Linked DNA regions of Homo sapiens: region 2 is linked to region 1. A link is an interaction called in ENCODE POLR2A ChIA-PET data of the cell type or tissue named here. Cell type or tissue: GM12878. All regions are shown on one strand. Links, peaks and the distances in the headings refer to the core of each region. The heading gives the core; the rest is flanking DNA.

Region 1 (2,914 bases), core at 195-2,694:
CAACACCCTCCTCAGCCCTGAAAATTAGCAATCTTTAAAAAGTTTTGCCAGTGGTGAATATGTATTGTTCAGCGTTGTTGATGTTTTAATTAGCATTAATTTTGAGTGAGATCCAAAATCTTTTCATGATATTAGTTACTTGTGTTTCTCTGTGAACCGCAGGATCCTCTCCTTGCCCCTCTTTTCTCTGTTGGGCTGTTGGGCTTTATCTTATTGATAAAGGGCTGTTTATGAAGGAAATGAGCCCCCGTGTCCTCATCTGTAGGGTAAATAATTTCCCCAGTAGGTCTCTCTGCCACCTCCTGGCAGTAGGGGCGGAGCAAGTCCTTGCCACACCCACCGGTCGCCTACAGCTGCCTCCTCCCCTGGACTCAGCACATCTCTAAGTTCTTAAGCTGGCCCTGGACTCAGCACATCCCTAAGTCCTTAAGCTGGCCCTTCCCTTCCTTCCCTTCACAGGTGTTCTCTTCTGCTTTTTTTTTTTTTTTTTTTTTTTTGAGATGGAGTCTCACTCTTGTTGCCCAGGCTGGAGTGCAATGGCACGATCTCAGCTCACCGCAACCTCCACCTCCTGGGTTCAAGCAATTCTCCTGCTTCAGCCTCCCGAGTAGCTGGGATTACAGGCATGCACCACCACGCCTGGCTAATTTTTTGTATTTTTAGTAGAGACGGGGTTTCTCCATGTTGGTCAGGCTGGTCTCGAACTCCTGACCTCAGGTGATCTGCCCTTCTCGTCCTCCCAAAGTGCTGGGATTACAGGCGTGAGCCACTGCGCCCGGCCTTCGGGTGTTCTCTTCTGAACACATCTTATGGCTAGAGTTTTCACATTCAATTCGGTCCTCACAACTTCTGATAATGAGGACATCCCTTTGTAGTTTCTATTCTTATTGCAGATTTTAAAATACATGTTGTTTCAGTCATGTTTAGAAACTTGGGTTGGGACAGGGAAGCTGGAACAAGTGCTCGGGCTGCCATATCTCCAGTGTTAAAATCTTTTTTTTTTTTTTTGAAACAGGTCTGGCTCCGTTGCCCAGGCTGGAGTGCAGTGGTATGATCTCGGCTCACTGCAAACTCCACCTACCAGGTTCTAGTGATTCTCCTGCCTCAGCCTCCTGAGTAGCTGGGATTACAGGCACCTACCACCACACTGGCTAATTTTTGTATTTTTAGTAGAGATGGAGTTTCACCATGTTGGTCAGGCTAGTCTCAAACTCCTGACCTCAAGAGATCTGCCTGCCTCGGCCTCCCAAAATGTTGGGATTATAGGCGTGAGCCACTGCGCCTGTCCATGGATCCTTTCAAAGTCTTTAAATCTCTCCCACATCCTGGCTTCATCCTCCCCTGCCTGTCTCCATGCCTTTCCGGTGTGCCCCACAGAACACCAGCCCCATGAGATGTTCCAGACAAAAGATTCAGGGGACAGTTTGAGAAGTGCTGACTACCACGCCGACCTCTTGGAAATGGGCTGGCGTTTCAAAGATTTGAAGAAGTCCTTCAGTGCAGACATGTCTTCACTGTTTCTCCAGTAGCCAGTGCCCCAGGCTGGTCTGAACACTGAGGTGTGCACCCCTTCTCAGCATTATGCAGAATCAGCGCTTTCCATGCCTTGCTGGGGGGCATGCTGGCTTTCAGGAAAGGGCATCACTTTCAGGGAAGCGATGAGAGGGTATTGTCTACAGTGGCTAGAGATGCATGAAGGGGTCACGGTCACATAGGAAGCTCCTCAGAGCTGGGCCAGGGACAGGAAGTGACACATTTCACCAGCCCCCACTGCTACCACCCGCTCCAAAAGAGAAGGCAGAGCCAGCACTAGGAGCCTGGATGGGAGGCCAAGAGCCTGGATTCCAGGCCAGGATCCCAGATGGGAGTCCAGGAGCCCTGATGGGAGGCCAGGAGCCCAGATGTGAGGCCAGGGGCCCAGATTCAAGGCCAGGAGCCTGGATGGGAGGCCAGGAGCCCAGATGTGAGGCCAGGAGCCTGGCTGGGAGCCCAGGAGCCCAGGTGGGAGGCCAGGAGCCCAGATGTGAGGCCAGGAGCCCTCATGGGAGGCCAGGAGCCCAGATGTGAGGCCAGGAGCCCAGCTGGGAGCCCAGGAGCCCAGCTGGGAGCCCAGGAGCCCAGATGTGAGGCCAGGAGCCCTCATGGGAGGCCAGGAGCCCAGATGGAAGCCCAGGAGCCCGGCTGGGAGCTCAGGAGCCCGGGTGGGAGGCCAGGAGCCCGGGTGGGAGGCCAGGAGCCCAGATGCGAGGCCAGGAGCTCGGATTTGAGGTCAGGAGCCCGAATGGAAGGCCAGGAGCCCTGATGGGAGGCCAGGAGCCTTGATGGGCGGCCAGGAGCCTTGATGGGAGGCCAGGAGCCCGGATGGAAGTCCAGGAGCCTGGATGTGAGCCCAGGAGCTTTTACCTGGGAGCACCAGGGAGAACAGTGGCCACTTTCCTGGCCAAGCTAGTACATGACAACAGGGAGAAGAACCTCGCAAGTACAGGTAGGGGTTGGCGTCAGGGAGAAAAACGAGCTCTTTGTCAAAATATAAACAAAGAGCCCTGGAGTAACGGAAATCCTGGAGGTCTGCTCTGGGAAGTGCCCAGGTATCCAGGGTCAACCAGGGCTGCCTCATTAACACAGTGTGGAACTGCCCCGGGAGAGTGAGCCCTGAATGCCAGAATTCTGGGACAGTGAGGGACAGCTGTCAGCTGGGTTTCCCAAACTCTGCCCACCAACATCTTGCTATGATAATGTAGGCTCTACCTAGCCTTAAAATTTGTCAGCCAAACAAGACCCTTTTGAAGACCACTTGAGCCCAGGAGGCAGAGACTGCAGTGAGCTAAGATCGCGCCACTGCACTCCAGCCTGGGTGCAGCGACCAGGGTGCAGAGCGAGACCCCGTCTCAAAAAAACAAAACAAAAACAAACA
Region 2 (2,914 bases), core at 266-2,765, 110 kb after region 1:
TTATGGAAAAGCAAAGGAATGAAAATAAGCAAAACAGCTTCAAAAAAGAACAAAGACGACTCTCATTACCTAATTCCAAGCCTTCCTATAAAGGTACAGTAATCAAGACAGTGTGGTATTAGCAAAATGATAGACAAAGAAACCAATGACACAGAAGATGGTATTAGCAAAATGATAGACAAAGAAACCAATGACACAGAAGAGTCCGGAAATAGACCCACATGTATATGGTCAATTGATTTTCAACAAAGGTACCAAGGCATTCAATAGGGAAAAGAAAGTCTTCATCAAATGGTTCTAGAACAATTTAACATCCCTATGCAAAATGAGTGAGCCTCAAACCCAAACCCTGTACCACACAAAAAAATTAACTCATAATTTACTTAAGTGTAAAAGACAGAGCTATAAAACTAATAGAGAAACACATAGAAAAAAAACCTTCGGGAACTTGAGTTAGATGAAGAACTCTTATTAATAGATAAGACAAAAGCACAAATCATAAAATAACACAATTGATAAACTAGACTTCAAAACTTAAAACTTCTACTCTTCGAGACTTGAGAAAATGAAAAAACAAGCCACAGACTGGGAGAAAATATTTGCAAAATACATATCTGATAAAGAACTGGTATCCAGAATATATAAACAACTCTCACAACTGATTAAGAAAATTAACAACTCAATTTAAAAACTAGACAAGGCCAGGCGCAGTGGCTCACGCCTGTAATCCCAGCACTTTGGGAGGCCAAGGCGGGCGGATCACAAAGTCAGGAGATGGAGACCATCCTGGCTAACACAGTGAAACCCCGTCTCTACTAAAAATACAAAAAAAATTACCCGGGCGTGGTGGCAGGTGCCTGTAGTCCCAGCTACTTGGGAGGCTGAGGCAGGAGAATTGCTTGAACCCAGGAGGCGGAGGTTGCAGTGAGCCGAGATCGTGCCACTGCACTCCAGCCTGGGCGAAAGAGTGAGACTCCATCTCAAAAGTAAAAAAAAAAAACAAACAAAAATTAGCCAGGTGTGGTGGGGCGCGCCTGTAAACCCAGCTACTCAGGAGGCTCAGGCAGTAGAACTGCTTGAACCTGGGAGGCGGAGGCAGCAGTGAGCTGAGATCACGCCACTACACTCCAGCCTGGGCGACAGAGCGAGATTCAGTCTCAAAAAAAAAAAAAAAAATTAAAACCACAATTGTCATATGATTCAGCAATCCTACTTCTGAGTATGTACCCAAAAGAATGGAAAGCAGAGCCTTGAAGAGATATTTGCACACCCATGTTCATAGCAGCATTATTCACAATAGCCAAGAGGTGGCGGCAACCCAAGTATCCATTAGCGGATGAATGGAACAAAATGTGGCATCCACATACAATGAAATGTTACTCAGCCTTGAAAAGGAAGGAAATCATGTCACAGACTATAACACGGGTGAACCCTGAAGACATTATACTAAGCACAAGCCAGTCACAAAAAAGACAAATAGTATATGATTTCCCTCATATGAGGCACTTAGAATAGTCAAAGTCATAGAGACAGAAAAAACAGTAGTTGCCAGAGGCTGGTGGGAAGGGAACATGGAGAATTCTTATTGAATGGGCATAGAATTTCAGTTTTGTCAGATGAAAAAATTCTGGAGATTGGTTGCACAATATGAATGTATGTAATACCACTGAACTATACATTTAAAAATGGTTTTAGAAGATACCAATAAACTACTTTAAAAAATGGTTAAGATGGTAAATTTTATGTTCTGTTTTTTAACCACCATTTTTTTGAAACTCTGAAATACCAAGTGCTAGAGCAGATACAGGGTCGCTGGAACTCTCATGCACTGCTGGTAAGAATGTGAAACAGTAGAGCCACTTTGGAGAACAGCTTGGCGATTTCTTATAAAGCTAAAGTTAATATACACTTACTGTATGATCTAGCAATTCCACTACTAGCTACTTACATAAAAACTGTATGTGAATGTTTATAGAATATTTATTCATAATTGCCAAAAGGTGGAAACAACCCAAATGCCCATCAACTAACTGATGAATGCATAAATTATCTACATCCATAGAATGGAATTCTACTCAGCAATAAAAAGAAATGAACTACTGATCAATGCAATGTAGTGGGTTAAATTATGGCCACCAAAAGAGATATCTTCAAGTCCTAAGCCCCAGAACCTGTGAATATGACTTTATTTGAAAACAGAATCTTTGCAGATGTAATCAAGCAAAGGTGAGATCATATTGAATTAGGGTAGGCCCTAAATCCAATGACTAGTTCTTTATAAGAAAAAGGAGAGGAAGATTTAAACACAGACACAGACAAACAATGAAGAAAGTCGTGTGATGACAGAGGCAGAGAGTAAGTGATGCAGCTACAAGTTAAGGACTGCCGCAGACCACGGAAGCTAGGAAGAGACAAGGAGGGATTCTTCCCCAGAGCATTCATGGTGCTGCTGACACCATGCTGATTTCCAACTTCTGGACTCAGAACATGAGAACATGAGAAAATAAATTTCTGTTGTTTTAAGGCACTAAGTTTGTGGTACTTTGTTACAGCAGCCCTAGGAAACTAACACACGCAACCACCCAGATGAATCTCAAATGCTAAGTGAGAGAAAAACTCAAAAGACTACGGACATTTGATTCCACTAATAGGACACTGGAAGAGTCAAAACTACAGATGGTGGTTTCCAGAGGCTGGAGGTGGGGGATGGAGAATACTTACAAACAGACACAAGGGAACCTTTTGGGGTAATGGAACTATTCTACATCTTCATTGTGGTGGTGATTATATGGCAAAGAGCTGTATACCTAAAAAAGGTATAAATTATATTGTATTTACATAATACCTCAAAAACATTTACTTAAAAAAAATCTGTGCTCTGGGACTCTCCTCAGTTTTTCAAGAATTTTTCTCA

The links. ChIA-PET counts read pairs that join two places held together with the same protein. Peaks named below come from ENCODE experiments on the same cell type or tissue, not always from the same donor. Only the 100,000 strongest peaks of a DNase experiment are listed, where the experiment ranks them.
Region 2: POLR2A ChIA-PET joins it to region 1 with 6 read pairs; 3 of 35 experiments call an interaction of 5 or more read pairs at or near these places.

The regions. Positions count from the first base shown.
Region 1 is chr15:90,653,706-90,656,619 of GRCh38, reverse strand. The region is part of intron 2 of CRTC3-AS1 (CRTC3 antisense RNA 1); the gene reads left to right. Among named protein-coding and RNA genes, the nearest start is that of LINC01585, 5.1 kb to the left of the region's middle. RefSeq lists enhancers at 1,330-1,559, 1,820-2,019. In GM12878, for the core only: no CTCF peak of the experiment used is centred there; no DNase peak of the experiment used is centred there; H3K27ac peaks cover 1,544 bases.
Region 2 is chr15:90,543,663-90,546,576 of GRCh38, reverse strand. All of the region lies in intron 2 of CRTC3 (CREB regulated transcription coactivator 3), which reads right to left. Among named protein-coding and RNA genes, the nearest start is that of CRTC3, 15 kb to the right of the region's middle. In GM12878, for the core only: no CTCF peak of the experiment used is centred there; no DNase peak of the experiment used is centred there.